3 separate regions of the Homo sapiens genome follow, and regions 2 and 3 are each linked to region 1. The links are chromatin contacts, found by Hi-C or POLR2A ChIA-PET in ENCODE. All regions are on one chromosome and are shown on one strand. The core of a region is the stretch at or near the end of the contact, and the rest is flanking DNA. Distances in the headings are between cores, read along the strand shown.

What was found. Hi-C counts contacts between places; a loop is a spot of excess contacts on that map. ChIA-PET counts read pairs that join two places held with the same protein, here RNA polymerase II (POLR2A). Pooled maps may share reads with other maps.
Region 2: a pooled map shows a loop between it and region 1 (6-fold over the local background). The contact joins the enhancer-like site here to the promoter of SDHA in region 1. A Hi-C loop is called at or near these places in 8 of 50 pooled maps. POLR2A ChIA-PET finds 5 or more read pairs at or near these places in 4 of 52 experiments (HEK293T, RWPE1, WTC11 and 1 more).
Region 3: a loop to region 1 is called in a pooled map, with 2.8 times the contacts of the local background. The contact joins the promoter of PLEKHG4B here to the promoter of SDHA in region 1. A Hi-C loop is called at or near these places in 1 of 50 pooled maps. POLR2A ChIA-PET finds 5 or more read pairs at or near these places in 4 of 52 experiments (CD8-positive, alpha-beta memory T cell, HEK293T and WTC11).

The regions. Positions count from the first base shown.
Region 1 is chr5:216,795-219,863 of GRCh38, reverse strand. SDHA (succinate dehydrogenase complex flavoprotein subunit A) reads right to left here and starts at 1,544. Exons shown (of 15, transcript NM_004168.4): 1 at 1,446-1,544. The coding sequence starts at 1,508. It overlaps CCDC127 (coiled-coil domain containing 127), which reads left to right and starts at 1,711. Exons shown (of 3, transcript NM_145265.3): 1 at 1,711-1,771; 2 at 3,005-3,069. The coding sequence starts at 3,015. RefSeq lists silencers at 934-1,173, 1,404-1,733 and an enhancer at 726-1,534.
Region 2 is chr5:342,703-345,771 of GRCh38, reverse strand. AHRR (aryl hydrocarbon receptor repressor) reads right to left here. Exons shown (of 11, transcript NM_001377236.1): 2 at 1,808-1,879. The coding sequence starts at 1,869. It overlaps PDCD6-AHRR (PDCD6-AHRR readthrough (NMD candidate)), which reads right to left. Exons shown (of 13, transcript NR_165163.2): 4 at 1,808-1,879. Among named protein-coding and RNA genes, the nearest start is that of AHRR, 23 kb to the right of the region's middle. RefSeq lists silencers at 1,346-1,865, 1,906-2,005. Within about 2 kb of position 1,476, at least 4 of the 41 ENCODE cell types and tissues checked have a DNase peak (open chromatin) inside an H3K27ac peak, as active enhancers do.
Region 3 is chr5:90,717-93,785 of GRCh38, reverse strand. PLEKHG4B (pleckstrin homology and RhoGEF domain containing G4B) reads right to left here and starts at 1,618. Exons shown (of 20, transcript NM_052909.5): 1 at 1,510-1,618. The coding sequence starts at 1,554. RefSeq lists an enhancer at 2,579-3,069.

The sequences.
Region 1 (3,069 bases), core at 295-2,794:
TTTGCTATCTTGCCATCCCGTCTGAGGTGCCTCCGCCGCTGGCAGGGTCTTAGTCTGCAGAAGGAACACCGGGCACCATCTGGGTTGAGGACAAAGGCACTAGCTCTAGCTTTTCTCCAATCACAAGCTACCATTTCCCCTAAAAAGCCCCACTGACCATGGGCTTTCCTTCCTGCTTGTGGACGCCCTCCTAGCAGCTCTTAAAAGCCCAAGATGCGGCAGGGGTCTCTGCTCAGTCAGTACCAACCACAGCAACACACTAGAACGGTTTACACGCTTTCTGATGTTGGCAGGATGGCTGTATGACTAATCCTCACATTTAACTCAACGAGATTTTTAATAAGTATTTCAAAAAGGAGAAAATTGCACAATTACAGGCATAATTCAAATCAATATTGCTGAATGCCTTGGTTCCTATTGAGATTTTTATTCTGCAATTTAAAATTACTTTGTAATTAAGGAGGTGGGTGGGTAAGTTCATTTAAAAGAACCAAACAACTAAACCTATCCAATTTAGCTTGATTAAATAAAACCCTAGAAGGCCGATTCTTAAGATGCAATCGTAGAGGGCACATTCAGACACTCAGAGAGCAAGGGCTCAGGGAAGTATAACCCTGACCACCATCCTGGACTAAGCCGAGCCCGGCCCTAGAGGCACTCAGCGCACAGGCAAGCACAGGTCCCGGCGTCCTCGCCCGGTCAGTGCGCTGAGCTCTCCGCCTGAGTTTTAAAAACTGGCACAGCTGCTTTTAAACACTGGCACATTTTTGGTGGCATAAGGACCACCAAACACGACCCAAAGTAGAAGCCCTTAACTTACAAGGTCTCGAAGTGGACATGGACAGATTTGCGCTTTCTGGAAAGGCGAACTGCAAGCCTAAGCTCGGGCGCGCCACGCTTCCCACCGGACGCCCACCGGGCCGAGCCCGGCCACTCCTCGCACCCACCCGGGCGGTCTCACCCGCCCCGCCGGCCCCACCCACGGGCTGCGGGCTGCTCCTCAGGACAACCCGCACAGAGGGCGGCAGAGGCCCAGCCCAGCCAGGGCGGCCACCGGCCGCTATCCGCCCGGGTGACCTTGGGCAGACACGACTCCTCCCCGAGTCCACCTGCCAGGCACTGAGGCGAGGGGCTACCTCAGCCCGCGGGGTCCCAGGACCCCAGGCCCGGACCAAGGCGGCGGAGGGGACGCCCAGCAAGCCCGCGGGGTTGTGACCTTCACCCGGACGCGGACTATCTACTAAGGACCGAGCTCCCCGGGTCCCCGAGTCCGCCCCGCGGCTTCCCCTCGCACCGGCCCAGGGCTCTCTCAGCCCCTTCCCGATCCCGGGACAGAGGGCGCAGGGACCCGGCGCCCGCTCCGCTCGGACCCGCTGGGGACCGTCCCGCTCCTACCGCCGCCTCGGCCCCCGCCTGCCCCGCCCCGGTCCGCGGCACGGACTCACCGCCTTGGCCAGCGCCAGGCGCCGAGCGCTCAGCAGCCGCGACAGGCCCCGGACCCCCGACATGTCTGCTGTTGCCGCCGCGCAGTCCCGCCAGTCCCTGCGCAGACTGCGCCTGCGCACCACACCGGGGTCGAGCTGGCGGGGGAGGGGGGATACCGCGCCTGCGCACCACGCCGGAGTCGAGCGGGGCTGCAGTGGGGGACATCGCGCCTGCGCACCATGCCACGCCCGGAGCGGGTACTGAGTGGGGGCGCCGCGCCTGCGCAAAGCGGACCCGCGGACGGTGGCGTTAAGGGAACGCTGAGGTCCCGCGCTCCCCGACCGAGGTAGAGCGGGCCCTGTTCCGGGGAGGTGGTGGGCACCAACATTTTTAAAGCCCCGTGGGTGGTTCTCCGGGATCGCCCAGACCGAAGGGCCTGAACGCCCAGACCGCAGGGAATGGGGTCGGAGGGGGGCGCTCGTCCGCGGAGGTGGGCGGGAGCGGCCCGGGGCCTCCGACCTCTTGTTTATTATACATCCCTTGATTAACTAAACTATTTTGTAATTGTGTGTGTTTGTGGAGGTCACATGTAAACAAACTTAAAGTGACTCTACTTTGTGAAAATGTGAAACTTCGTGTAGGTACTCAGTAAATCAGTAAATTCTTACTAACGTTAGCCCCCAGCCTAGCTATGGAGGGTGCATGCTGAGCCCGAAGCAGAGAACTCTGTAATCTCTGCATTCATCACCACCACGAGGAGGCCTCAGAAGCTTCTAGCACTGTTTGCACCTTCCCCACATCACCCCTCCCTGCCTTCCTCACAGTCTTCCTTCTGATCAGAAGACCCTTTCCTTCTTTCTCTGCCTGTCAAAATGCTGCTCACTCTTCAAACCCTAGCTCATATGAAAGTGTCCGGTGTGAGCCCACTTTTATCGAGTTGATTCTGTATCTTTGATACAACTGTATGAGGGTTCTCCAGAGACACAACAAATAGAAGGGAGACGTGAGGAATTGGTTTAAAGGTTCAATTGCTAATCTCATCCAAAAACACCCTTACAGACACGCCCAGAAATAATGCTTAACCATGTATCTGAGCACCTCATGATGCCGTCAAGTTGACAAACAAAATTAACCATCGCAGCAGCCATACATTTAAACATATTTGTACCAGAGAACTTACCTGATTCTACCTGCACTTCAGATGCTTAAGACATGTCTGTTTTCTCCACTTTCCCCAACCAGATTGTGAGTCGCTTTCATCTTAAGTTCTTGTTTTTTTTTTCCTTTTTCTTTTTCTTTTTTTTTGGGGGGGACGGAGTCTCGTTCTGTCACCAGGCTGGAGTGCAGTGGCGCGACCTCGACTCACTGCAACCTCCACCTCCCAGGTTCAAGCGATTCTCCTGCCTCAGCCTCCCGAGTAGCTGGGACTACAGGTGCCCGCCACCATGCCCGGCTCTGGTCTAGTTTTTTTCTTCTTTGAATCCCGTAGGGCCTCAGTGCTGTGCAGCAAGCACATAGTTAAAACTGAAGAAAAATTTCTTGAATAAAAGTAGTTAACGTTTTTATTCTTTACTTCAAGGTATATCTCCATGAATAACCTAAATGATCCCCCAAATTGGAATATCCGGCCTAATTCCAGGGCGG
Region 2 (3,069 bases), core at 227-2,726, 130 kb before region 1:
CACCACGGCCACACACTAAGGCCAAGCATTTGACACGTCCAGGCGCCAAGGGGCCTTACCTCATTATCACAGCAGGTGTTAGGGCAGTGAGGGTGGCATTGCTGTGAATCTACACAGAATCCTACAGCCCCTGCAGCGGGGGACATCATCCGACACACACACCCACACACACAGACACACCCCCACACACCCACACACACCCACACATCCCCACACACACATCCCCACACACAGCCAGAGACATCATCTGACACACACACCCCCTCCCCCCCACATACACACATCCCCACACACAGCCAGGGACATCATCCGACACACACACACACACACCCACACACGCACACCCACACACACACACAGCCAGGGACATCATCCGACACACACACACATCCCCACACACAGCCAGGGACATCATCCGACACACACACACACACATCCCCACACACACACACACACACATCCCCACACACAGCCAGGGACATCATCCGACACACACACCCACCCACCCCTCTCCCCACACACACATCCCCACACACAGCCAGGGACATCATCCGACACACACACACACACACACACACACACACACACATCCCCACACACAGCCAGGGACATCATCCGACACACACACACACACACACACACACATCCCCACACACAGCCAGGGACATCATCTGACACACACACACACACACACACACACATCCCCACACACAGCCAGGGACATCATCCGACACACATAGTCCCCCTCGCACACACACAGCCTCACACTCCCCACACACAGCCTCACACACACCCCACACAGCCCCCAACCTCACACACACACCCCCCCCACACACAGCTCCCCACAGCCCTCCACACACACCTGCACACGCAGTCTCACACAGCTTCGCACACCTGCACACCTGCACAGTCTCACACACCCCACACACACAGCTCCCTACAGTCCCCCACACACACCCGCACACACAGTCTCACACAGCCTCGCACACCCGCACAGTCACACACACACCCACACACACACAGCTCCCCCCGCACACACACAGCCTCACACACACACCCCACACACAGCCCCCCACAGCCTCACACACACACACCCACACACACACAGCTCCCCCCGCGCACACACAGCCTCACACACACACACCCCACACACAGCCCCCCACAGCCTCACACACACACACCCACACACACACAGCTCCCCCCGCGCACACACAGCCTCACACACACACACCCCACACACAGCCCCCCACAGCCTCACACACACACACCCACACACACACAGCTCCCCCCGCGCACACACAGCCTCACACACACACACCCCACACACAGCCCCCCACAGCCTCACACATACCGCACACACCCCCGCAGCCCTCCCCACCCGCAGACACACAGCCTCGCATAGCCTCGCCACACACGCACACACCCGGCCGTGCCACACCCTCCGTCCCAGCGGGTGGCGGTCTCGCCTGCGGAGCCTGGGAAGCTGCCGTGGCCCCGCCGCCTCCGCCTCTGCCGCCCGGAGCTCCGCCCGCGTCCTTGGCCTCAGCGCCTCACGGTGCCCGCCGCCTCGCTCCACCGCTCAGGGCCCCGAGGGCGCAGGGACGAGCCTCGCCGGGGGCTCCGGGCACCGGGGCGCTGCGGGGAGACGACTCCTGCGCCGCCCGCGCCGGAGCTCAGCCCCGGCCCGCCCGGCTCCCGAAGCCTTCCTCGCTCGCCCTGTTCCTAAAACTCCGTTTTCAAGGCAAACCCCAACCCTCCCCTTCCATGGGTGCAACAACCCACACAAGCAGAAGGCGGGATACTTTACTGTTTCTGCAGGGGCCTCCTCCGCTTCCGGCCCGCGTACGTGCACTCCCCCGGCGGGATCATCGTCCTCGGCCTGGAAGACAAGGGGGCACCCGGTCACCGGAACGCGCCACGTGCGCCCTGTTCCCGCCGCGATGCCCCGGGCCCCTCAGCGCGGTCCTGGCGCCCCCACACCCGCGACCCCGCGAGGCCCCCACCTCCTGCTCCTCCTCGTGGGACCCCCTGGCCCGGGACCCCTGCTCTCCAGCACCCCGCACCGAGGAGCCACCGGGGCCGGGTCACGCCTGGGCCTCCCCTCGGTGTCAGGCGGGTCCCGGCCTCCCCCAGAGAAGCCGCCTGCTCTGGAGCCTGGCTCAGGGCGCCGTGGCGGGAGACCGGCGTCCTGAGGAGGAAGCCATCGAGGAAGCCAGGAACGGGCGGGGCGGGGCGCAGCCAAGGCCTGGGCAGCCTGCAGCCTCCAAACACTCGTCACGCGGGATCCCGTGTTCCCGTCACCCCCGAGAAGGTACGCGGGGTCCCGTGTTCCCGTCACCCCCGAGAAGGTATGTGGGGTCCCGTGTTCCCGTCACCCCCAAGAGGGTACGCGGGTCCCGTGTTCCCATCACCCCGAGAAGGTACGTGGGGTCCCACGTTCCTGTCACCCCTGAGAGGGTATGTGGGGTTCTGTGTTCACGTCACCCCGAAAAGGTATGTGGGGTCCCGTGTTCCTGTCACCCCGAGAAGGTATGTGGGGTCCCGTGTTTCTGTCACCTCTGAGAGGGTACTCAGGTCCCATGTTCCTGTCACTCCGAGAGGACACACGGGGCCACATGATCCCATCACCCCCAAGAGCGCATGCAGGGCAACAGCATAATCTCCTCTCTGTGGTGTGATCTCCCTGTGCGGTTTGTGGCAGGTCTTGCTCTTCTCATCTCTGCCCTTGATAGCCTTGTGCTTTGGGCCAACAGGCTTCCTCTTTTCTATGTAAAATTCTACTCCACTCTACAGTCCTGGGATTCCACTTAAGTCACTAGCTCACAGCGCCCTGAGTCCAGCTGACTACACCCACCAGCTGCCACCAACAGTGCTGGACACAGGCATGTGCCTCCCAGCGGGGCCCCTGAGGAGCAGCCCAGTATCTGTGCCCAGGCTGGTCAGCTTGCCTGCCACCCACCTCAGAGAGGGCATCACCCTTCTTCTCACAGAATCTTGATTTTCCTTGCAATGGGTGCAGCTGAGCCCTCACAAACGTTCTGCAGACCTGTGTGCAGTAACCATCCCGTG
Region 3 (3,069 bases), core at 369-2,868, 130 kb after region 1:
GAAGAATTCCTTTGAGACCACCGGCCAGCTTGAGAGCTAGCCAGTGCCACAGATCCCACAAAGGTGATTTCAGACTAGACCCACCCCCCAGAAAGGCCAGCAGCGCCCCTCTACCAGGATAAAAGATGAGAAGGCTCCGGCTAACACAGGGGACCTGACACCCTGGCCTACCGGCTGCCTGCGGGGTCAAGCCTGTGTGCTCCCAGCCCAGGCCACATCTGCATTTGCACACCGGATGCCGCACAGTGAAATAAAAACCTGGTATCTCCTCAGAAGCAGGAATATGAACCCACTTCTCGGTGGGGGGGTCACCAAACACTGCTTCCCAGTGGGTTGTGATCCCATAGGGAATGGAAATGCTGAATATATCACAGAATCTCGGAGACGGCGGCCTCCTCAAGATCTCCGAAGTTCCTTCTGACCCAGAGAGCCTGGAATTTTGTGAATTCGAGGCAGGCTCAGGGAAATTGAAAGCTAAAACTCACCTTTGTCCACATTACATGAAGATTTACATTAAATCTCTTCGGGAAGCTGAGAAACCTACCTTCCCAGGAATCTTGATTCAGGACCCACCCAGCTGCCTAAGGCTCAGTCAAAAGTATCAATTATGCACCGTTTCAATGACATTTAACTTAATTTTTAAATTATATGTTTCAATTCTTAATTAGACACCTAGACGTACCAACTAAACTTTTTAGGCAAAAGTGCTGTTGGGTAACAGGAGTAGAGTGTAATTACCTCACCTCAACCACTCTTTAGTTTCACACGAAACAGGGAAAGGCAAACCCAATATACTTTTTGCAACTCACATGAAAAACCTGAAAACAGCTTTATCACTCTTTCACCAAAGCTGAAATAACTGTCTTGTTTTACTAGCAAATGTTTCTTACTCAAATCAACTAGCACTCCAACACAAAAGTCAATCTTGGTATTTTTAAGTAAAAATTCTCTTTGTTCCGGGCCACCACAGATCACTGTTCTGTCCCACCGGTTTGAGCTGAAGAGTAACTTAGCAACTCTCAGTTTTGGCGATGAGATTTCAGACTCCCCTCCCCTGGCTCCCCTTCAGGCACCGAGAGGGCAAATCTGTCCAGAAAGCGTTATTTCTTCTCCCGAGTATTCACGAGGTTACAAGGAAAAGGGTGCCTGAAGAAGCTCCCTCCCGTTCCCGCAGCAGCCGCCGGCAGGTCCCAGGACCCACGCCAGGACCCCCAGCACGTCTGGGTACCCGCGCCCCCTCCCACCCCAGTCCCCGCGCCCGCCCGCCTTGATGCTCGCGCCTTCACCCCGCCCCTACCCCCGCGCCCCCACCCGCCCCTACCCCGGCGCCCCCACCCGCCCCTACTCCCGCGTCCGCTCGCGCCCCCACCCCACCCCTACCCCCGCGCCCCCACCCGCCCCTACTCCGGCGCCCCCCCCCACCCCGCCCCTACCCCCGCGCCCCCACCCGCCCCTACTCCCGCGTCCGCTCGCGCCCCCACCCGCCGCAGTCCCCGTGCCCCCTCTTACCCGGGCGCCTGGGCCGCCCCCGCCGTCTGCTGTGCTGAAACCCATGCTGGACCCTGGTCTCCCGAACTCCGACGCTTTCCCCGAACTCTGCCTGGTCCCGCTGTGCACTGGGCCGAGGCCGCCTTCGCCGCGCGCGTTCCCGGGGCCCCGCCCGATCCGGGCGAGAGAGGGGCGGGGCCGGGGTCTCCCCTAGGAGGCTCCGAGGGTCCGGCCGGGGCGGGGCGTCTCCCCTGGACCCGGCTGCGCAGCTCCCGCCTAGCCCCGGACGCGCCCACCTGGGCGGCTCCTCCCCGAGCGCGGGCGGCAGTGGCTTCTGCTTTTGTTCTCTCGGAGCCCGGAGCTCGGGGACCTGCCATTTTGTGGATGCCACGTTGCACCCGGACGGGCCCCTGGTTTCCATAACGTAGAGGCACAAATCTGAATGCTCCAGGGCAGAGGATCTGACCCCTGAGTTCTGCCAGTGTACCCGGACGGGACCCCGATTTCCCCTGGTCTAGGCGGACCAGCTCCAGATTTCTGCAGGTGTGGACGGCCCAGGCCCTCTCCTCCGTCCAGGGGCCGCTGTGGGAACTACGTGCCACCCCGCGCCTGGCTTGGATAATGAAGGGCTTCAGCGAGGGCCCCAAATTCCATCACCCTCCCCCCCCACAACTCAGGGTGCCTCGGGGTGTCTGGTGCTCTGGAACATGCTTTCCCCAAAGGTGCAATTTTAATGCCTTGATCTACAAAGAGCCTCCCAAAACAAAGTCCCTCTCCCGCCCGTTAGTCCAGGGTGCTCTGGGCACCAGCTTCCTGCTGGGAATTCAGCTAGGGAGTGTCTCATAAGGTCCACTCCGTCCAGGAGGGCCTCACAGGGACCCCACCTCAACCTGTCCCCTCAACTTGTCCCTCACCCCTACCCTGGCACCATCCCAAAAACTGCGGCACAGATGTGCTCATTGACAGATAATGCTCCGTTTTGTCACAGGTTACAGAGTGGATGAAGCTCAGGGACACAGCTGGGAGCCTCCCTCCTATGCAGCTCAGGGACACAGCTGGGAGCCTCCCTCCTATGCAGCAGGCAGTCAGTCTCCCTGGGATCTCCGTCGAGGCCTCCTTGAGTCTCTGTCTACTCCTTCCTAGAATCCCTGTCCACACCTCCCTGGGATCCCCTCGAGGCCTCCCTCCCTTGAGTTTCTGTCTACTCCTCCCTGGAATCCCTGGCTGCGCCCCGCCTTGATTCTCCATCTACACCTGTGTTCTCACTGTTCCCTGTCCTGCTTACTTGCTCTGCTTCCTAGAACCTCCAGCCCCATCCCTGAGCCCAGGCAGGGAGCTGACCTGTTCCTGCCCTCTGTGCTGGGTATCTGGGTGTCCCTCTGTGCTGGCCCCTACCTGAGGCCCCCAACACCCCTGCCACACCCTCCTCCCAGCCCGTCCTCGTGACAGTACTGCCCACGGTGCTGTCCAGGATGGGAGCCACCTTTCTAAGCCTGTGTGGCCCCACAGCTCCTGCCAGAGCAGGACCCAAGAATGCTGGCATGCCTCCAGAATAAACGGCTTCATCCCTGTTCAGCACCT